Regions from separate parts of the Homo sapiens genome. Here regions 2 and 3 are each linked to region 1. Evidence: chromatin loops called from intact Hi-C (ENCODE). Cell type or tissue: HCT116. All regions are shown on one strand.

Region 1 (8,000 bases):
GTGTTATTATTACACTGGCCCAATGGCTCTACTTTTACACTAAGAGGAAGAAGTTGTAGAGAGGAGTCTGAGGAGGGAAGTTGGCTTGTGGAGCTCCGTGTACATGTGGGTTATCATAAATCTGGGAATGCTGGATTTAAATGTCCAGTTAATTGTTCTTCAGTGCAAACAAATCTAATGTGTGCCTTGTAGTTAATTGATTTTATTAGTCTGAATTGTGAAAATAAAGTAGCATTGCAAGTTTTGAAGCCTTTTTTTACAGGATCATTAAAAAATATATTTAAGTGAGGACGTGGGTTTTAGAAAGAATGAGAACTTAGAGAGTTATGTTTAATATGTCTTGTGGGAATAAGAAAGCAAATGAATTCCCATTGTAAGTTAGAATTTGTCCTGATTTAAAAACTAGATTCAGCTTCCCTCTGCATTAGAAAACTAGGTGATTTCATGGAAATAGGGCTAAACCTCCTAAGACTCATTAGAGAAGGGACCACATGTGCTTAGAAAGGAGTCTGAAATGAGGAAGGGGGACAAAGACTCGTTTTAAGATTTTAAAAGAAAGGAAAGTGAGGAAAACATTTTGGGGACATTTAGTCACAAGGGAACTGTGACTAACTCTGTTAGTCACAGTGCTGAATACTTTTTTACATGTTTTCATAATTAAGGTCCTAAATAACCTCACAATTTGGTAATTAATGTAGCACCAACTATATTCTAGGTATTCTTGTAAGTTTTTGGAATATATCAGTGAATTAGAAGCAAGATGGGTACATAATTCTCTCTGTAGATGAAATAGCTGAAGCCAGTAATGTTAAGAGCTTGTCTAAGGCCGCAGATAGAAGTGTCAGAAATGGGATTTGGACCAATCTCTCTGGTTCTATGCTCAGGTTGTGGGAATATAGCATGAATTTCTAGACATACTCATGTTGAGGATTTTTTCCCTTACAATAGGATAATAATACCTCCACTGCCTGTCATGGGCTTATTGAGAGAGTCAAGCGGTACTCTGGATATGATGGCATTTTGTTTCTTCCTTTCTCCCACTGCTCTCCATCAGTACTTTGATAGAGCACTAATGCTCTGGATTAAGTCATTTACAAGTATGACTCGTTTAATAAGAAATACACAGCTGTAGTCTACAGACTATCATTCATTCATTGAATCAGTCAGTCTACAAATATTTATTGAATGCTGTCATGCATTAGGCATTGTGCTATATATGGCAGTGACATAGTAAATGAGAGACATGCTCATTTTCTCATAATCCTTATATCCTAGCAGAAATCGGTATTAAACAGATTACACAATTGCATATATTTGTGGTAAGTATTACAGAGGAAAACTAGAGACATATTTATGTCTCTTATACCTATGCCTGTTTTTTACCAAGTAAATTAATTAGTAAATTAATGAATGGTGAGAATAAATTCTTCTACAAAGTCATGACTGAGCATGGGCACTCTAGAGTTATGCCAGGGTTCATAATCCAGCCTTATGCCTACTGGGCTTTGGGACTTTACATGAGTTACTTAACCTTTCCATGTTCCAGTTTCCTGCAGAATGGGGATAATAATAGTTTTAGAAGGGCTGAAAGAAGGAACATTGGGAAACAGTTTAGAACAGTGCAAGATATACAGTGAGTGCACAATAAGATTTAGCTATTATTATTTTTATTACTATTGTCATGTAGCGGAACTTCACAGGCAAGTTCTCTTTTAACCATAGTATTTACCTAAGCTGTCAACCTTCTTTGAAGGGTTTTTTTTTTTTTTTGAAAGAATTGTTCATAAACGAGTATGCATCAGAACCAACTATGGAGCTTTAAAGAATATACATGTTTAGCTCCTATTGTGGGAGATTGTTATTCAGTAAGTCTGAATTGAGCTCTGCTTTTCAGAAGCTCCACAGATGACCCCGATTCACACACCAAGGTAAAAACGGATGGCTTTCAAATGACACAGAAAGGAGATTTCACACATGGCAGGGAAGGAATGTAAACTACTGACAACCACCCAAAGGACTTTTCTCTGTGTACCTTGGGTGAGTATTGATAGCTACTTGGAAAAATGTGATAGTAAGTAAAACAGTAAATATTTAAGTATTCCTGTAGATGCTAGTTAATTCCTTTTTAAATGGGATTGAATTTTAGTACTTTAAAAAATACCAAAATGATTATTTGCCCAAATAAGTTTGACTAGACTAGAATGCGAGCTCCTTGAAGGCAGGGATTTGTGTCAGTTTCACAGATATATTGGTAAATGTATCAGTAAATAAGAGTGCTCAATAAATAAGAGTTTAAATAAATTGAATGAATTTTGAAAGCTTAAGATATTTGGGGAACAGATAAGAATGATTAATTATAGGCTGGGCAAGAATTTTTGAGTGAAGGTAGATGAAACGTGATTATTCTGTTACTTTTCTTAGTAAAATCCAAGTATAGGTATATCTAAGAAAAGTGCAGACATGTAGAGAAGAGATGCTAGGTGTGAGGTTGACCCAAGCATGGTGAACATTTTTTGGCAAATATGAAGGCAGTCTCCTGTTGTTATTTTTTTTTTTCACCTCTCACCCTACTTCCATGATATTCTTTCCCAGCCCTTAACTCCTTTCCAGTTAGTTAAATTCCATTTATTTATTTGTAGTAACATGCAAAATGTTTATTGCTTTTGCTTTTTAAATTCTGACTGATGCTCTCTGTTATGTAGTTAACTGTGGCTTTAGAATTACCAGGAAAAATTATAGCCTTGAGGGTCCAGGAGATTAAAGCCTAACATCTCAGGTACTTTGCAGTATATTCTGCCATTGGATCTCTATGGGAGATTTTCAACAAGAGTCAGGAGGAGTTTTTTTTTTCTTTTCTATGTAGTTTTATATAATTGTGGGAAAAAATGTCTTGATGCTCTAAATTACAGACTTTTGTGTTACTTGTTCTAAGGCCACTTTTCTTTTGTTATTTCAATTGGTAAGCCAAGAATCTTAAATTATTATCTGGGAGTAATTTAAGTCACTTTTGTATCTTGTGTTACAGCTGTTAATTGGACCACGTTTAAGATCAGCAAATGCTAGCAAATAAATACTGTATTTTATATGGAAAACTATAGAAATAGGGGAAATTTCCATAATTGTTAGCAGAGCCAAAAAACTTGGGCCTTGCCTGATAATTAGCTGCCTAAATTCAAAATATACTGCATGACACTTACTGTAAAATGAACAGTCTTTTCAGAATCAAAACTGACTCCCCAAATTTAAGAGGATAAAAATCACCAACATGTCTTAAAAGCATGGTTTGTAAATTATTTCTGAGTCAGCATTTTTTGAAGCCTCTTCTTACAGATTTCTCTAAGGTTGCAAAGTCATCACATAAGAGTCAGCAGTAAAAAAAAAAAGGCATTTACTTCTTCTGGTATATAACATTTGCATGCTCTACTTGCCTTTTAGCAGCTTATAATCAGATGCTGAAAACATATTCACCTATAGAACTGGGTAAAAATCAAACCCATAGGTAGGCATTTAATAACTGTCTCTTTCTTTAGGCCTGTTTCAGTTTATGTTGATCTCAAAGGATATTTAGCATATATGTGCCATTACCGTGATTGCTTTTCAGCTTTAGGATAAAAGTCAGAGTCTGACTGATGCTCCCCAGGGTTGCCACAGGTGGTTGGGCATGTCTGCACTACACGTCTCATGACATGGTAGCCTGGTAAATAGCGCCCTCTGGAGTACTGTAGGACATAGCCAGAGTGGTCATTTGTAGTAGCCTTGGGCATGCACACCATTCATTCTTGTCTTTGCTGCTGACTGAGCATCTTCTCTACGCACTGTGCTAAATCCATGTAGAAGGTAAAAGTGATGAATTTCACTTACGAGCTTTATTAGAATTTAGGTAATATATTCACTTTCCTAAATTGCCTATACATGATTACCATACTAGGCACTCAGTTTGATCTTCAGTGAACAGGCAAGGCTGGTTGTTGACCTTTGTATGTAGGTATAATTGCTTAACTGCTTATCTGTAGTTCCTGTTTGCAATTAATTGCCCTTGTGCAAAAGTGAGCGTCTCAATTTCCTGTTTGCATTTGTGACTGAAGTCTATGAAGTAGCTTTATTATTGTTTCATTCAGTACATATTATTGATCATCCAGCAAATAGGTATAAAGGGGAAGATAGAATTATAAAGAATTATAATTCTTATATCATTGCTTTAGAAGGCTAAGATGGTGGATTTAGCACATGTATCATCATATGTGTAAGCAGATACAAAAGACTGGTGTAAATTTCTGATATAATAAGAGGTCTTACTTGCTAGACATGTGGATAGTATGGCATAGCTCCTAAAAACTAATTTTTAAGGAGACGTATATATGGTCTTAATAGATATTATTCAGTTCAGTACCTGAACCTTTTTGCCATCAGCCAATTTTTAGTCTTTCTTTCATTGGACCTCCTGAGAAGTTGACACTCCCTCTTTCTTTCAATACTTTCTTCCCTTGGTTATCAGGATACCATGCTCACCTGCTTTTTCCTTAGTTTGTGGTCCTTTTTACTTAGTCTCCTTGGAGGTTCTTCTCCCTCTTAGAGTGTCCCACAATTTAGTCCTTAGACTTCCCTCCTCTATCTACATTCACTGCCTTTGGATATTTTCCCTATTGTCTTGTTCTAAAAATTGTCTTTTGTGAGATGATTCCTAAATATTCTCATCTTTAGCCCGGTCCTTTCCTCTGTCCAGTCTCATATTTCTAGTTATCTACTTTTCTCCATTTGCCTGTGTGAGACACACCTCAAATTTAAACATTTCCAAAGCCACACTTCTGACCTTCCTTCATAAATCTGTTCTTCCTACTTTGCCTTCCATCTTATTACACACAACTATATTCTTGACATCTCCTTTCTATTTTTTCTCCATCCTGTACACAGTCTGTCTGAAAGTTCTTTTAGCTCTGTCTTTAAACTATGCCTGGAATTTGATCACTTCTCCATTCCCTGTCTGCACTAGCCCTTCCACTACCTTGGCTGGATTATTGCAGTGGCCTCTATCTAAAGTGTTCTCTGGCTTCCCTCTGCCCCCATTCTCAACCCAGTGGTCAGTGTGATGCTGGTAAAACAGAAGTACCACCATACAGCCCTTCTGCTCACATCCCTCTAGGAGCTTCCTTTCCCACTAGAGAGGTCAAGAGGATAAGTGCTTTACCTCAACTCCAAGGCCTTTCTGATCCTTTGCCTGTTCTGCCTTTATGTCTTTCTGATTTCAACTCCTACTCCTGCTACCCTTGTTCATTCACCTCAGCCCCTCTGGCTTCCCTTCTCTTTCTCACACATGTTCTGTAGTTTGTGTCCTTTCCAGCCAGCCAGCCTGTCACCCACATAATTATACCAGCCCTGACCTTCTGTGTCTGTGTTTAGAAGTCACCTCCTAAGGGAGACCGTCTCTGACCACCCTGTGTGATAGCTGTGTCCCCCAACCCTCACCACTTCCCAGGTGCTTGTTATCACCCCTAGATTATAATCTCCATTGCACTTATCATTCATTGATACACTTTGTAGCTCAGTTTTTTTTATTTATTAGTTATCTTTCTGCCTCTTTAGAGTGTACACTGAAGGAGGGGAGAGATGTTTAACTCTTTTTTTCATTGCCCTATTCCCAGTGTCTAAAACAATACATCACATATATTAAGCTCTTGGTAAATACTTGTACACATATTCGGTAACGATTTAAATGTTGACTAAGCTCCTCTTTGATGCTTTTTTACTAAAGCTGTCTAGGTGAAGAAAACTGTCTGGTAACCATGTGGCTGGGATTTACTCAAAAAACAAACACAAAAGTCACCATGCATCTCAGTATGCATCCAGAAGCAATTTGTTCTTAAGGTGCCTTAACCAAGAGCCTCTATAGTGATGTCAGGAATCATCATCCCTATTGCTGTCTAAAGATTATCTCCCCTAATAATGGGCATTTACAGAGCCTAGAGAGTTATTTCTCTTACAGAAATGTAATTTTGTATTTGTCTCACCACTTCCTTCTATTAATGATGCCAACATGTTTAGTTAAGAGAATGGAATTTGGAGTTTAACTTGAGGCAAATCATTTCTCACCTGTCTTTCTTCTGAATTCAGATCAAAATGCTAAATTGCACGTATAATTAAAGGAGGGACAAGAAAGACTAAGAAAATGGCTGTGTGCTGTTGTTTCAGTTTTGAATATTGTCTCATTGCTTTCTAATAATTTAGCTCTTGTTAATATCAACAAAGTAAATAAATCATAATGTTTTGGCTTGAACCCAAAGTAGCTTTCAAATGTATTAATATACCCTAAGGAAATATACAATGTAAGTGGTAACCAACAAATGGGTCTTCATATTGTTGTTGCTTTGGAATCCTTAGAGGTAAAAAGTATTTTATCCGTCTTTTAAATGATGAACTAAATACTTTTCAAATATTGGCTTCATAGAGTGTAATAACCATATGAAAATCCAAATTAACATAATATGTTCTCTCCAGAAATAAACTGTACAATGTGGACTTAACGTGGCAGGGTGGGCCACTTGCAAACATGACCTAAGCAATGAGAAATTGAATTCAGGAAATTTAGTTTTCTTTTCTTTTTCTCTTTTCTCTCTGCCTTTTTGGGACAACTTTCCATTGAGGGAGATAAAATATTCAGGAAAAAATACTCTAAGGAGTCAAAAGAAATTTGTTTAAATGAGTAAACATTAAATCTTTGTGTTGAGACTGAATTTTGCATGATAAAAATCTGCTTTTTGGGTTGGAGGAACGGTGCGTTGCACTGCTCTCATGGGACAATTGTGTAATATTTTGGCACGAAAATGGGTTATCAGACACCAAAGAATTGTGTACCTCAGAAAAGCCAAAGTAACAATTGGTTTGAGGTGAAAGGAAAATCTAAGTGATGAAATTCAGAGTCTGGAAGAGAATATGTTGGTGTTTGATTGGGTGTAGTGGGAAGAATTTCTTTGCCTAGGAGTACTTCATTATCTAAATGGTTGTTGTATATGTTTCATCCTAAAATACTTTTAAGTTGGAATGTGCATGCAAATTCAAGTTTATCTTCTTGAAATCTGCTAAATGAATATATGTTCCATATTTTATCTGGTTGTATGTATTCTAATTGATCCCTTATGACTTAAATTTTTACTTAACTGATTTAGCAAGTCTACCATCTTCTACCTTTGATCATTCCATTGCTGTATCATCCATCTACTTTCCTTTTAACTAACCAGGTAAGACTAATCTTATTTAACATGCAAACCACTTCTGTTGTTATATAGAAAATTTTATGTAGTATCTATGGCCTGGATGTCACTACCAACAAAGCCAATGGCAGTTTGAGTATATCTCAGTAATGTTATCTGATAAATTCCTTTTATTTTCATGTAAATTACCTATTGTTTCATAAAAGGCTGCTTTGTGCTTGTATATGGCCAATTCTCTTGAAAGGTTAGTACATTTTATTGATGTACACATGTAAGTATTATAATATTTGAACAACTACTTAGACATCAAAGCAGTTTCAGATGTTCAAGGGTTTTTCTTTTATTCTTGGGTAAAGCAACAAGGGAAAAGGGTTTAATATAAAAATTGTATAAGTTGAGAATGAGGTCTGATTGGTTAAAAGGTTAGGGGACTGTATGAAGCACATTAAAGGTTAATGTTCAGTTTAAGTTTGTGTCTGTCTGAATCTGTCTTAAAGATTGTACAGGTAAAAAAATAGACATAGCAAATGTTTTACTGTTTGTACAAAGAATAATTAGTCTATATTTAAAAATGGCATTATTTCATTTTTCAATGTTTGGGAAAAAGACTGCCTTTATGGAAGGAGAAATGTGGAATGTCTGTCTTCGTTTGATTATTCTTATTTTTAAACCATGTGCAGTATCCCTTACATCAAAAAGAGATACAAAGAAATGTTTTCTATTATAAGAGTCATCCAACATGAAATAAACTGCTTTTGCTGAGTTTGTTGCTGTTGTTGTTATTGCTGCAGCAGC
Region 2 (8,000 bases), 1.1 Mb before region 1:
TTAAAACATAATCGTATTGTTTGAAGGTGAAATGATTTGTTTTTGCTGAAATAGAGATATTTTCCTCTATCTCTATTCCCCTTGTGGTTGGTACATCTTGTCTTATGTTATAGTATGTCCCTATAGGACTTTTTCTCCTTTTTCTCCCTCTTTTGTGTCTATGCCACATTTGGAAGAGGAATAACTTATTAGAGTAAATAGCATTTTGTTATTTCAAAGTTCTAAACAGTGACAGCTTTTTGGGTTAAACTAAAACTGGTACACTAAAATTGGTAAAATTTTGACAATAGTTATTTGACATAGTATATATTTATATCTGTTCAATGTCTGTGTCTTTGTATCTGTGTGTATGTGTGTGTTTGTGCTCAAAAGAGCGTGCATGGCCGGGTGCGGTGGCTCATGCCTGTAATCCCAGCACTTTGGGAGGCCGAGGCGGGCGGATCACAAGGTCAAGAGATCTAGACCATCCTGGCCAACATGGTGAAACCCTGTCTCTACTGAAACTACAAAAATTAGCCGGGCGTGGTGGCGGGCGCCTGTAATCCCAGCTACTCGGGAGTCTGAGGCAGGAGAATTGCTTGAACCCGGGAGGCAGAGGTTGCTGTGAGCCGAGATTGTGCCACTGTACTCCAGCCTGACGACAGAACGAGACTCCATCTAAAAAAAAAAGAGTGTGCATGTGTGTGTGTAAGAGAGAGAATATCCTGTGCATTTTAAAATAAATCATGGAAATCTTTCTATAAAATGATAATATGGTAGTGTATGAAAATCAAGGACTATTTCTTTTGCATTTGGAACTGGATGTATTACATACATAATTTAATAATTTGAGTTTTTTATTTGCATTCTTACCTCCAAATTATATTTGTCTAGCTCTGTTCGTTGTTCTCTGCAGACCCTCAGAAGAGCAAGGATTTCATCTCTTAGAACCAATGCTACATTTATAACTTTTGTCACAAAATTAATGTCTCATGCTATCTTATAGTCATTTTACTTTCTGATATAAGAATGGAATCTTACTAGAGTTGTTCAGTTTAAAGAAATAATACTAAGAAATAATACTCATCCTGGAGTGAGCAAAATAGGCACAGTTCAAGGGGCTTTTCCATTCATGGGGCTTTTCCTCTAGAAAGAGGGGATCCTTAAATTAAACAACAAAAAATCACACAGATGACTAAATAATTACAAATAATAAAAAATGCTATGAAATAAGAGAGAAAGTAGAATATATGATGAGAGATGATAATAAAGGAATCTAGAATAAACTAGGATTAGCTAGCAAAAGTGTTTTAGCAAGATATAAGGTAAAACGTGAAGGATTTAGTCCACTGAAAAATTAGAGAAATACAAGTTCTGGTACAGGTGATGGTAGATGTGAAGATTTTGCTGGGTAAACTTGAGGTCATGAAAGAATGGGTTGGGTGAAGCATAGAGAGCAGGTAATGGAAAAGGAGAAAGAGAACATAAAATGAGGTAAATTCCATCCCACTGATTGATTCAGTTGGAGAAAAATACTACTTCAGTACTTTTACTCTTGTTGATGCCTGAAAGAACTAGATATTCCTATTAAGCTATCAGTACTAAAACCTTTAAACATCCAAAGTAAATGATCATACCACCCCTCCCAGCATTCTATTACAGGAGCACCTTGTTTTATTGCACATTGCTTTGATGCACTTTGTAAATGCTAGGTTTTTTGCACATTGAAAGTTTTTGGCAACCCTGCCTCAAGCAAATCTGTCAGTGCCATTTTTTGAATAGCATGGGCTTATTTCCTGTCTCTGTCACATTTTGTTAATTTTTAAACGATTTCAAACCTTTTCATTATTATTATAATATCTGTTATAGTGATTTGTGATCAGTGATCTATGATGTTACTATTATGTTTTGGGACGCCATGAACCACATTCGTATAAAATGGTGAACTTAATTGACAAATGTTGTGTGTGTTTTCTCCCTGCACCCCTGATCAGCCATCCTTCCATCTCCCTCTCCTTGGGCCTCCCTATTCCTTGACACCCAACAATGTTGAAATTACACCAATTAATAATCCTACAGTGGCCTCTAAGTGTTCAAGTGAAAGGAAGAGCTGCACATCTATCATATTAAATCAAAGGCCTGAAATGATTAGGCTTAGTGAGGAGGGCATGTTGAAACCCAAGGCAGGCCAAAAGCTAGACTTTGTTTGCCAGATAGCCCAGTTGTGACTGCAAAGAAAGGATTGATGAAGGAAATTAAAAGGGCTACTCCAATGAACACACAAATAATAAGAAAGCAAAACAGCCTTATTGCTGACATGAATAAAATTTACGTGGTATGGATAGAAAGATCAAACCAGCTACAACATTCCGTTAAGCAACAGCCTATTTCAGAGCAAGGAATAACTCTCTTCAATTCTATGATGGCTTACAGAAGTAAAGAAGCTGCAGAAGAAAAACTGGACATTAGCAGAGGTGTATTCATTAGGTTTAAGGAAAGAAGCCATCTGTATGACATAAAAGTGTCAGGTGAAGCAGCAAGTGCTGATGGGAAGCTGCAGAAAGTTATCCAGAAGATCTAACTAAGATCACTGATGAAGGTGACTACACTAAACTAATAGATTTTAAGTGTAGCTGAAACAGCCTTCTGTTAGAAGAACATGCCATCCAGGACTTTCCATACTAGAGAGAAGTCAATGCCTGGTTTCAAATCTTCAAAGGATAGGCTGACTGTCTTACTAGGGACTAATGCAGCTGGTAACTTTAAGTTGAGGTCAGTGATCATTTACCATTCCCCAAATCCTAGGGCCCTTAGGAATTATGTTGAATCCACTCTGTGCTCTAGAAATAGAACAACACAGCCTGGATGATAACACATCTGTTTACAGCATGGTTTAGTGAGTATTTTAAACCCACTGTTAGGACCCACTGCTCAGAAAAATAAAAGAAATTCCTTTCAAACATTACTGCTCATTGACAGTGCATCAAATCACCTAAGAGCTCTTATGGAGATGTACAAGGAGATGAAAGTTTTTGTGCTTGCTAACACAACATACATTCCGCAGTCCATGGATCAGTCCATGGAGTAGTTTTGACTTACAAATCATATCATTTAAGAATAATTTGTAAGTCTCTAGTTGCTGTAGATAGTGATTCCTCTGATGCATCTGGGCAAAGTAAGTTGAAAACTTTCTAGAAAGGACTTATCCTTCTAGATGATATGAAGAACATTTGTGATTTATGGAAGGAGTCAAAATATCCACATTAATTGAAATTGGAAAGAAGCTGATTTCAACCCTCATGGATGACTTTGAGGTGTTCAAGACTTCAGGGAAGGAAGTAACTGCAGAGGTAGTGGAAATGGCAAGATAACTAGAATGAGAAGTGGAGACTGAAGATGGGACTGAATTGCTGCAATCTCGTGATTAAACTAGAATGAATGAGGGGTTGCTTCTTACGGAGGAACAAACAGTGATTTCTTGAGACAGAATCTATTCCTGGTGAACATTGCTGAAATGACAACAAAGGATTTAGAATATTCTATAAACATAGTTCATAAAGCAGGGACAGAGTTTGAGAGGATTGCCTCCACTTTGGAAATAATTTCTACTGTGGGTAAAATGCTGTCAAACAGCATTGCACACTACAGAGAAATCTTTCATGAAAGAAATAAATTGATGTTGCAAATGTCATTGTTGTCTTATTTTAAGAAATTTCCACAGCCACTCCCATCTTTAGCAACCACTACTCTAATCAGTCAGCAGCCATCAAGATGGAATCAAGACTCCACCAGCAAAAAGATTACAACTCACCCAAAGCTCGAATGATTGGTAGCATTTTTTAGCAATAAAGTATTTTTTTAAATTATGGTATATACATTGCCTTTTTAGATATTATGCTATTGCACACTTAATAGTCTACAGTATAATGCAAATATATCTATTATATGCACTGGGAAACCTGGGAATTCATGTAACTTGCTTTATTGAGATGTTTGCTTTATCACACTGGTCTGGAACCAAACCCACACTGTCTCCAAGGTATGCCTCTAAGTGACTGTTTTGTGGTTTGCCACAAGATGGCAACAGTTATCTAACAATATATCTGTCTTCTAGTTTCCAGAGATGAATGATATGCTGAGAGAAAAGGTAACTGGAAGAAAAACCGATTTCACCTTCTTCATGATTCAGAATGCTGGAATGTTAACTGGATTCACAGCCATTCTACTCATTACCTTGTATGCAGGAGAAATCGAATTGGAGTAATAGAAAATGGAAGATGGTGTTGTTAATAAAGGCATTTAATAGATAAAAACATCTCCAAAAAGGATTTTGAAGCTGATCCTATTTAGTTAAAAAGATAATTTTGCTTTCAACTGTAGGTCCAGAAAACTAATTATTGGCATCAGTCTGTGAAATAGTCCATTATTTGTTGTTAAAAATGCTTCAAAAGGTTTTCAGTGTCAGTCTGAGATGCCTGGTATATAGGAGCCTTTGGGAAATACCTATTTTTCAGTATTCCATGCATATTAGATATCACCATGAAGCAAGAGACATGCATTCTATAATCATGTAGACACTCAGACTCAGGGGAAAATACAAGTTATATCCTGAAAGCCTTTAAAACTCTATGGTAGGATCAAAGATTCAAATGGTTTCAGAGAGGTTTTATTTCAATTAATTTGTTCTAGTGCTTTCAAGAGCAAGTACATCAAAATGTAGAAGGTAAAATGTATGCAACACTAATATAAATTATTCCAAGTCTTTAAGGAGCCAAAGAAAAAAAAGATTTCTCACAGCTTTTTGTTCTGTTTTGTATTTCAATTAGGAACTTGCAGTATTATTTTGAAAACCATTCTAAAATAATAGGAGTTAGGAAATAAATAAAGTTTTGCTAGCCCTGCTAAGTTCAGGCTTAGAGGCTTATCGCTAAGTATAAACTTCACCAGATTCCACGAAAAGCTGGATAGCTTTTTTTCTGACTTATGTTGTGGTTGCACCCCTCACAAATGGCAGAACAGTATGTAAAGCTGGTAACACCTCGGTTTCAGTGCACCATGTGTTTGCTTTGTGAAGGTGAAGAATATGTTGGTTTAGAGAAAGAAATTGGATGTAATTTTATGCAATTTACTTTTAAAGACAAACATAACTATTTAGCAGAGAATATTTTAATAAATGCAAAACAACAGCTGGACTGCTGTACATCAAGGACAGATTAACTGGAAAACATATGTTCCTTATGTGTGATCGAGAGCCATTCAGAAAAGACTTCCTTTGTGTTCAGCCTATACTTTTCCATATGGTATACCTTGAAAAAAATTAGCACACCATGGTTATTTTTCTACCTTTTATAAAAGACAGAGCCTGTTTACTCATTTAGAAGATAGAGAAAATTGGTCTAAAATTGAACATCCTAGATTCACACTCCCAAGTCACTTAAGGTGATTTGATGGTGAGGAAAATGATTGACAAAGCCCAACAATGATCTCAGGAATTACATTTTCCAACAGACCAAAAAATGTTTTCATGTAGCAGCAATGCAGATTTGGTGAATATTTAATATATATTTTAGTATGTATTTCACTTTATGACTGACAATTAAAAAATATTGTTTGGCCAAATAGTAAACACCCTTTTGAAACCATGTATTGTGTCATTTGTTATTTAATATTTGTCCTGTTGAGTGACTACCATGTATCTGGTATTATGGGGGAGAGATATAAATAGGAAATCAGTGATGTGCTCAAACTGTAAATCTAACCCCGCCATGGCTTATTTCTATACCAGTTGCTTAGCATGGCCAACCCAAGAGTCGACGATTTTAATAGTCTCTGAATAGTATTATGATGATCTCTCGTTACTTAGTAGGGCCCTACCTAGTAGACTGTTTCGCTTTACCACATCTAAAAGGGTTTCTTTAATGAGGTGCTTAAATTTTTAAAAAGTGAACTAGTTGAGAAGAGCCAAAACAGCACCACGAGTTTACCAGACAATTAACATAGGCATATCAACAGCTGATTACTGATGGCCTGTGCCAGGGGAAAACTTCCAGTCTGTCCTCCATGCTCTGGTTGGCATCATCTTCCTTTAGGTCTCACTTTGGAGACCAGACTTCTGTGCTCATTTAAGGTCCATTACGGTACAAGAGGTTAACCCTATAATAAATAAAGATTCTCCAACACTGATGTTACTACAGCTTCTTTCTCACTGATACTTTGCCTTCCATACAACTGTGGGTGGCAATGTCTGTGTTGGATTGCTTTTCCTTAGCTTCCTTTCTGTGCCAGGTATGCACAAGGCATTCTCTCATGGCCATTTCTCTTCCACATTGGGAATTTCCAGCTTCTGGATGGTCCCAGAATCAGTGAGTTTACTAGTAAGATTTCAGGCAAGCTAAGGCAGCTGGATAAACTGAAGACTCTAAATACCTGTTTCATTAATTCTAAGACATGCATTTCCCCAAATGGTATGCTGTAATCACTGACAGCTGGGTAGCATTGTGGAGGTAGTTATACTTGCCTGAAAATGAAAATCATCTGTTGCAATCTGGTAAGGCTAAGAAAATGCCAGTAGCACTGTGTTTAGGATTTGATGGTGTATAGTAACAGGATTATCTATGTTAGGTTTACTTTCCTTCTTATAAAACAAGTGTGGAAGGAGCAGTGCAGGGTTGGCATGGCAGTCCCATGGTGGCTGGGAACCCAGACTCCTTTAATCCATTAGCTCTGCCATCTTTAACTTGTGACTCCCACCTTCAAGATTGCTTCATGCTCTAAGATGGTTGCTACAGATTCAGCCTTAAGGTCTAAATTCTACATAGAAGGAGGAATGGGTAGAAAGGCAAAAAGTTCAAACTCAGCTCTTCCTCCCTCTTTAAAGAGCCTTTTCAGAAGTAATAGCCAATAATCTCCACTTGTATTCAATGACCAGAATTAGTCACATGGCCATACCAATCTTCAGGAGAAGCTGAGAAACATTGCTTTTAGCTGGATACATTACCAGCAATAAAATCAGAATTCTCTTACTGAAAAGAAGCCCAGACTGGATATCGGCTGTCTCAGGTACAGACAGGCTTGTATCAGTTTAATTCGTAAGCTTATTACTCCAGATGGTTCTTATGCAGCCAGTTTAGGGAACTGCTTTTTGTAGGGATTCTCATGACTTGTTTCAGATCAATCCCTTGTCACTTTAACTATTTTAATTATACTGGCCCATCTGAGCAGTCTTTCCTAATAACCAGTATTTTTCTTTACACACTTGAACTACTTGTCATTATAGTTTCTCTGCCTTAGCCTCCTGTGAGTACTATTTATTTACCTTGAAGAAATCCTATGTTTTTCACAGGATGATCTATATTCTAAGGAAACGGAAACAAAACTCTTTTCTATGGACTTTGATCTTTCTGTTTAAAGCTCTTCTGATTACTGGAGCCACATCCAGAATTATGAAACTAAGTACTATTAACACATACTGGCAAAAGTAAATTTAAAAAACCACTTATTTCTCCCCCTGCCCCATATGGGTTATTACAGCCAGTCAGTGCAAGAAAAGTTGGATCTGACATCCAAATGTGGTAAAGCAGAAACAGTCTGCTAGGTAGGGCCCTACTAAGTAACCAGAGATCATCATAATACTATTCAGGGACTATTAAAATCGTTGACTTTCGGGTTGGCCATGCTAAGCAACTGGTATAGAAATAAGCCATGGCGGGGCTAGATTTACAGTTTGAGCACATCACTGATTTCCTATTTATATCTCTCCCCCATAATACCAGTTTGTTATCTGATTCTTGTAGATAATCAAATGGGCTACTGATGACATCAAATCTCAACTTCATTTACTTTGGATATATACGGTAAGAATAACAAGGAACAATTTTAATGGGTGGGCTTGCATGTTTTAAAGTTTATACAATGGCTTAATTCCTTCTGCAGTGACTGTGCATGTTATTCCCACAACAGTATAGACCAACTGGTAGTAAAACCCCAGTGAGGCAACACGTGGATAATTTATTGCCAAGCTT
Region 3 (8,000 bases), 560 kb before region 1:
CGAGACTCCGTCTAAAAGAAAAGAAAACAAACAAACAAACAAAAAATCTACAAGTACAATTTCTGGATTAATGGTAAGACTATATTATACTTTGTAAGAACTGCAGGAAATAGAATTATAGGTTAACAATATCTTTCAGTGCTTTAATGATAGATATTATGCCTTCTGGCTTGCATGTTTTATGATGTGAAGTCTATGATTGTTATTTTGTTTGTAATGTAGTTTTTTTTTCTCTGAATGCTTTTAATATTTTCTTTTTATGACTAAGAGGTTGTCATAAATTTGATTACATTATATTCGGGTATGCTATTTATTCTGTTTGTTCTTGTTGATATTTATTCTACTTCTTGGATCTGAGGGCTTACAGTTTTAATAAAAATTGGAAGTTTTTCAGCTGTTCATTGTTTCTACAAATGAAACAATGTAGAAACAATTGTAGAAACAATGTAGAAACAATGTAGAAAGAAACTCCCTTTCTCCCACTCTTTATTTCATACATGGAACTTAAATTTCATACATGGTAGACCACTTGAGACTCCATTCTCAATTTTTGTTATATTTCTCTTTGTGCTTGATTTTTGATAGTTTGTACAAGTTTTCAAAAGTCCCATTGTTCCACTTCCTCTGGGTAGTACCCAGGACAAGACAACCACTATGAATTGAGATCTGGAGCTTTTCCATATCTACCTACCTTATCTACCTCTTTTAGCTCAAAAAACAAACAAACAAACAAACAAACAAAAATATCTAACTCAAGTTAAATGTAGGAAAGACAAATAGAAGGAGGGAAAGCTAATTCTTACATTACAGAGAAAACTGGACAAGATTTTTATTTTAGTAACAGAGAAAAAACATTTACATGTGACACATGGTCCCTGTGCTGCCCTGATTGACTACATTATGATTTATTACTTGTTTATAACTTTTGTACTGTGTTTGTTGGTGATAGAGGAAGAAAAACCCTTTCATTCTACCTTATTTCTGATACTTTGTCTTTACCGGAAAAGAAGAAAGCTGGTCATTTGCTTCAATAATTGAGATTTTTTTAAATTTTATATCATTAAAGGAATGCATTTTACAGACTTCAAATAAAAGGGTAATAAGAAATTTTTAAGCTTTTTTTTGAAGGACAGTTTCATAATCTTTTCTTCCTTCATCAACATCGGCGTAATCATCACAAATTTGAGGTATTAAGGTTATTGTCAATGAAGTTTGTTTAAACCAAAAAATGAAATTTCCTAAAGAATAATATTTCAAAGTATGAAGACAGCATATCATGCTTTTATATTGGTAAACACAATTTTTAAAATATTTCATAAGTACTAGATCCCACTGTAACTCTTTTAACCATATCATAGCAGAGAAAGAAATCCAGAACAACTTTCCTTTAGTAAAGAAGCAAATAATTTGAAAATTAAGACTTGTGAAGCTTAAGAAAAAATGAATATAGAAAATTTGATAAGACCAGCTCAGTTTAAGATAATGAGTTACATGCTTTTTAAAAAAAGCATTATCTTTATTTCCTCTACCACAAAATTAGTAAGCTATTTAGTGATTTCAGGAACACTCGATGTACTCTCTACATCTTTTATCTAAAGCTGATAAAATTCCCGTTTTCAATATTGCAACATGAATCACAAGTAATTGAACATAACATAAATCAGGTTAGTCCAAAGTTTCCTGGAAAAATGACAGAAATTAGAAAAGAATTGGTCATTATTCAGTACCAAAGTGGGAAGGAGGGTAGTTCCTCGTGAGTGAGAAGAATTACATCTTGGGGAATGTGAACATTGGCTCCCAAGGGCTATCCTTGTCACACTCCCACAGCAGGGAAGTGCATAAAATTTCAACACACACACAAGCTTCAGTGAATTGCCAATTATTACTTATTCTGAATAGCATGCCCTGATCAATAATATGTGTCTAACACCCACTTGGAAAATAAAATTATGGTCTAAGAACAGGCAGTGTAATACCATATAATCTTTATTAAAAGTCATCTCTTCAGCATTTACATATAATTTCTCTTAAATAAACAGCATATCAGTATTTTATATTATTACTTGGTGTTTTCTATGTTCTGGGAAACTTAAAAGTTTGTGTCATATGTATATTTATGTTTTTAAGAATTTAAACTCTTGGCCAGGCGCGGTGGCTCACACTTGTAATCCCAGCACTTTGGGAGGCCAAGGTGGGCAGATCACCTGAGGTCGGGAGTTCAAGACCAGCCTGACCAATATGGAGAAACCCTGTCTCTACTAAAAATACAAAATTAGCTGGGCTTGGTGGTGCATGCCTGTAATCCCAGCTACTCGGGAGGCTGAGGCAGGAGAATTGCTTGAACCTGAGAGGTGAAGGTTGCGGTGAGCCAAGTCGTGCCATTGCACTCCAGCCTGGGCAACAAGAGCGAAACTCCATTTCAAAAATAATAATAATAAATAAATAAATAATAAATAAATAATTTAAACTCTCAGTACATAATATCTTCCTCTAAATTATTCTGTTTAAGACAGGGGTACACAGTGTCATGGTAAAAGTATGCTGCTGATTGTCCAAAGCTCTGCTAATTATGAAGATTAAATTTGGATAATAAACTATTAATGGATTTCAAAAGGCTATGATCACGGGCATAAAATGGTAAATAATCTTTAATATTGTATAACTTATAAGATAGTTTATCTGAGGAACATTGAAAAGAGCCAATGCCTCTAGAGTACCTTGTAAGAGCTAAGCACTTTATATATATTGTCAGTTAGACACCCCCCCAGTTGTTGAGGATTTAGACATTTTAATGACATTTACAGGTAAAGAAATTTAGATTCACAGAGACTACTCCATCCAGGATTATTTAGATAGAACATGGTAATGTGGTAAAGCTGATCATAAGCCCAAGTATATCTGAATCCAAAGCCCCAATACCAGTATGGTTTCCATTCCCTCATGACTTCTCACTAAAAAAAGAAGAAACAAGTCACATTATAAGATAATGTGCTCCTAGCTAATATATTTGAGGAAGAGGATTAAGGAGTCTTTGTTTCTAATATTTACTTAGACATCAGATGCATCCTATGCCTATTTCTATTTTGTGCTATTTTGTCTGTTTTCTCACCTCCACAAGATCGAGAGTTATTTTAATTCAGAGATTGTGACTCATTTTTCTGTCACCACAGGATACAGTACATTCATTCACCCATTCACAAATATTTGTAAAGTACCTACTATGTGCCAGGAATTATATCAGGTCTTCAGGAAAAAGCAAGAAAGATTAGTTTCCTATGGAGTAGAATAAATTCTACTTGAATAAATACACTAAGAATATTTTCAAAGGAACACATATTCAAAGTGCAATCATTCTCTCATCTATTTACCTTATTTCTAGTTGCCTCTTTATAAGAAAGGTGATGACGAAGGTTAATTAAAAACAAAACATGCGTCAGAACACCTAGCATAGAGTCATGATTTTGCAGCATATATGTTAGACATGTCAATTAACCTCTTTAAACCTTACTTTCTTTTATGTAAGTCAAAGATGAAATCTGTGATATGCAAAACGCAAAGATTTTATTATTCTTAAAATATACAGAACTACAGTAAACTAATCAAACCAAATGAATTTATAGAAATAAAAAAGCTAAAGAAATTTGGGAATATTAGGAAATTAATTTTAAAAGTAAGTATAAATTGCCTATGAAAAAGAAATAATATTCAGAATTACTAATAGTAAACATTCACAGTAAAAAAGAAGTATTATTATCTTCTAACAATTGCCAAGTATTAAAATGATTAATAATTTCTAGTATTAGAAATGGAATAAGGAAATATAGCAAACATTGTTAGAACTTTTGACTCATGCCTTTTTACAGAACAATTTGGCAATGTACATCACAGCTGTAAACATGCCATTTGACCGTACAATTTTGTGATAGCGTAAAGAAACAATAAGTAGATAAGCTAATAAAGATGTATGTATACAAATGTTTGTGATTACATTTTTAGGATACTAAGCATTCCAATGATGGAATAGAATATTAATATTGAAAAAAATGTATTGTTAAGTAAAAGTACACATAGAATTAATTACATGCATTTGGCTTCACTTTATTAAAAATGTATGGTCAAACATTTGCATGCTATCTGATGATAGCATATCTATCTCTCTGACTGGTGATATGCTTTTATGTAGATTTCTGAGTTATTTAAACATGTATTATAATGAACACATATTAAAATATAGATGTTAATTCATGCCTATCTCAGAGGGTTATGGTATACATCAAATAAAATAGAATTTATGAAATGTAAGAGTAATATACAAATGTAAGGCATTTAAATTGTAAGCTAGAATACAAGCAAACAATCTTGAAACTTGAGTTCCACTAAAATATAACACATAATAAGCTTAGGTAAGAAATTTGTATGCAATAGAGAAAGCTAAACAACTTTAATCAACAAAACTATTTTGTTAGCTAAAAGAAAGGAAAAAAAAATGTACAGTATTTCTTTTTTGTCACAGTCCCCAGATCGGCGGTAGAGGTTCCCAGTCTGTGGCAGCTCTGCTTAATGATAGATGTACCATTTTCAACAAGTAGTTTTCAAATTCACCCTGGGATTTTTCTCTATCCAGGTTAACCAGAAGAGAGAAAGAGGACAAGTGCATGTAGGAAGTTATTATAGGTCAGGCCAGCAGGTGGCATGCCTAACCTCTGTTCATATCCCATGGGGTGGGAACTTAGTCACAAGGCCACATGGCCAGGGATGCTGGGAAGGGCCAATTTACTGCATGCTCAAGAAGATAAGTGAGAGATTTTAGTGGACAGCTAGCAGTCTTTGCCAGAGCTCTAACCAACAGAATCTATGCATGCTTTTCTTGCTTCATTTAGAACATATTCACTCTGTCCTGAAGAGCCACCCCATCCAGCCAAATGTTCAGATATCTTCGAAACCATCACTGTTCTGCATCAGGTACAGGAACAGGAACAGATCCTTACGGTCTGATAATGAGGGAGTATGGGAAGAATAAACACAATGAAGGTTCCCCAAGGGAAGAATGAACCTTACCCATTGGTCACATCCATCTGCTGAGTAGGTATTGTGAAGACTCCCTGCTCTGTCCCAACATGATCACTTGTCAGGAAAGTGGAAATGGAGCCTTTGTTATCTATATTTAATGGCTTTTAAGGTCATCTTGTTATTGGTATCAGTGTCTGCTAGAGGAAGAAAGAACATGGAGGAGGGCATATGGAAGGCCCAGAGGTTGTATAAATTGCTTCTGCTCACGTTATAGGGGCTAGAACTTAGTCACAAGGCCATAACTAACTACTAGGGGGACGGCTGGCAACTTCAGTCTAGCTATGGACAGAAGAAAAACAGGGAAAAAATGATTTTGATTTAAGTAGTCTTTCTTAACATCCAAAAACCATTAAGAAAAACCAAGAGAGAAAAGTTACCTCATATCCTTGTGCTTTTTATTATTATTTTTTTTTGTTTTGAGCTCACAGTTATTTGTTCTTAATCTATGGAAATCTCTAGAGTTGAAATTGGAAATGCTTTTCTGCAAGATTACTTGAATTTGCTTTTATTTATAGCCAGAGGACATGGCTCTTCTGGGACCACTTTTCTTTCTGTGAAAATCCAGGCTCAATGAGAGTCTGAGGCTGAGTTCCTTACCTTGCTTTTACTGAAGTGCTTAGCTAAGGTCAACCCTGCCTTTTCTGTCGGCTCATTGGTCTGAGATCACAGCTCTGGTTTCTACTCATAAATATTTTGGGGGTGAGCTTAGAGATTTCCCTTTCTTTTTATAACCTTAACAATGTACTAAGAAGTATATTTTACTCAGAATGTAGGGGTTTGTAGTGAGAGGGACTTATAGTTAAACTAATCTACCATATAGCTGAAAGTGTAGCTCTAAGGGAAGAATTTTGTTTTAATATCCCTAATTAAAGACTTAAAAATTGACAAATAAAAATTGTATGCATTTATGGTATATAATGTGATGTTTTTATATATGTATACCTTGCAGAATGGCTAAATAAGGCTATTTAACGTATGCATTACCTCACCTGCTTGTCATTTTTTGTGATGAAAACACTTAAAATTTTCAAGTATACAATTTTCAAGTATACAATATATTGTTTTTAACCTTGATGTAAAATAGATCTATTGAACTTATTCCTCCTATGAATTTTGTGTCTTTGACCAACATCCCCCAACTCCAAGCCTCTGGTAACCATAATTTTACTCTGTTTCTTTTTTTGTTGTTGTTTTTGAGACGGAGTCTCGCTCTGTCGCCCAGGCTGGAGTGCAGTAGCGCAATCTCGGCTCACTGCAAGCTCCGCTTCCCGGATTCAGGCCATTCTCCTGCCTCAGCCTCCCGAGTAGGTGGGACTACAGGCGCCCGCCACCATGCCCGGCTAATTTTTTATATTTTTTTTTAGTAGAGACGGGGTTTCACCGTGTTAGCCAGGATGGTCTTGAACTCCTGCCCTCGTCATCCGCCCACCTCGGCCTCCCAAAGTGCTGGAATTACAGGCGTAAGCCACCGCGCCCAGCCAATTTTACTCTGTTTCTATGCATTTGATGACGTTTTTAGATTCCAAATATAAGTGAGACTATGCAGTAATGTCTTTCTGTTTCTGGCTTATTATAGCCAAGATATGGAATCAATCTAAATGTCCATCAACAGATGAATGGATGAAAAAAACGTTGTATATATACACAACGAAATACTATTCAGCCCCTGAAAAGAGGGAAATGCTGTCAATTGTAACAATGTAGATGAACCTGGAGAACATAGATTCTTTTTGACCTACCTCTTCCTTACCTTGTCAAATAATTCTAAAATTGTTGTTTTCTCAACTAATTTTTTTTTTTTTTTTTTTGAGACAAAGTTTCGTGGTCGCCCAGGCTGGAGTGCAATCTCGGCTCACTGTAACCTCCGCCTCCTGAGTTCAAGCGTTTCTCCTGTCTCAGCCTCCCAGGTAGCTAGGATTACAGGCGCCTGCCACCATGGCCAGCTAATTATTGTATTTTTAGTAGAGACGGGGTTTCACCATGTTGGCCAGGCTGGTCTTGAACTCCTGATCTCAGGTGATCCGCCTGCCTCAGCCTCCCAAAGTGCTGGAGATGATTTTTTTAAAAGCATATTTTCAGCTCTTAAATGGAAATAAAAACTATAATCTTTACAGTTTAGGTCATTAAATATATTTTTGTAAAACTTAGCACTTGATATAGAAATGAACTCAAATTTGAAAACTGATATCGACAAAATACTCAATTCACCAGCCACCTCTGTGTTTGATAAAACTTACAGAAGTTCCTGATGATGTATGTTTTAAAGTCATTTTAAAATAAACTAGTTAATTATTTTATGGCTGAATATTATTCCATTGTATATATATACCACGTTTTCTTTATCAATTTTACCTACTGTTGGACTCTTAGATTGATTTCTTATCTTGATTATTTTAAATAGTGTTGCAATAAACATAGGAGTGCAAATATCTCTTCAATATACTGATTTCATTTCCTTAACACATTTACCCAGTAGTAGGATTGCTGTATCATATAGTTCTATTTTTAATTTTTTGAGGGACCTTTGTAGTGTTTTCCATGAGTGTAATAATTTACATCCTACCAACGGTGTGTAAAGGTTCCCTTGTCTTCACATTCTCACTGACGTTTGTTATTATTTAACATTTGTTAACTATTGCATTGCTTTTAATGGCAAAAACCGCAGTTACTTTTGCACCAACCTTCTTTTCCTCTTTTTAATAAAAGCCATTCTATGTGGAGTAAGGTGGTATCTCATTGTGGTTTTGATTTTAATTTCCATGATGATTAGAATGAAATCTTGTCATCTGGAACAACATGAATGAACCTAGAGGCATTATGTTAAGCAAAATGGGCCAGGCACAAAAAGACAAATACTACATGTTCTCACTCATATGCAAAATCCTAAAAAGGTGATCTCATAGAAATAGTAAATAGAACAGTGGTTACCA

What was found. Hi-C counts contacts between places; a loop is a spot of excess contacts. Peaks named below come from ENCODE experiments on the same cell type or tissue, not always from the same donor. Only the 100,000 strongest peaks of a DNase experiment are listed, where the experiment ranks them.
Region 2: it touches region 1 in a loop (9-fold over the local background); 18 of 110 quality-filtered maps call a loop at or near these places.
Region 3: it touches region 1 in a loop (19-fold over the local background); 72 of 110 quality-filtered maps call a loop at or near these places.

What each region holds. Positions count from the first base shown.
Region 1 is chr4:101,165,121-101,173,120 of GRCh38, reverse strand. All of the region lies in intron 2 of PPP3CA (protein phosphatase 3 catalytic subunit alpha), which reads left to right. Among named protein-coding and RNA genes, the nearest start is that of MIR8066, 72 kb to the left of the region's middle. In HCT116, a CTCF peak has its summit at 3,720 (motif pointing left); a DNase peak (open chromatin) is centred at 3,700; H3K27ac peaks cover 7,948 bases.
Region 2 is chr4:102,259,287-102,267,286 of GRCh38, reverse strand. It overlaps SLC39A8 (solute carrier family 39 member 8), which reads left to right. Exons shown (of 9, transcript NM_001135146.2): 9 at 4,094-5,621. The coding sequence ends at 4,243. Among named protein-coding and RNA genes, the nearest start is that of SLC39A8, 82 kb to the left of the region's middle. In HCT116, a CTCF peak has its summit at 4,049 (motif pointing right); a DNase peak (open chromatin) is centred at 4,086.
Region 3 is chr4:101,727,401-101,735,400 of GRCh38, reverse strand. All of the region lies in intron 2 of LOC107986297 (a long non-coding RNA gene), which reads right to left. Among named protein-coding and RNA genes, the nearest start is that of BANK1, 59 kb to the left of the region's middle. RefSeq lists a silencer at 4,495-4,789. In HCT116, a CTCF peak has its summit at 4,691 (motif pointing right); DNase peaks (open chromatin) are centred at 4,710 and 4,939.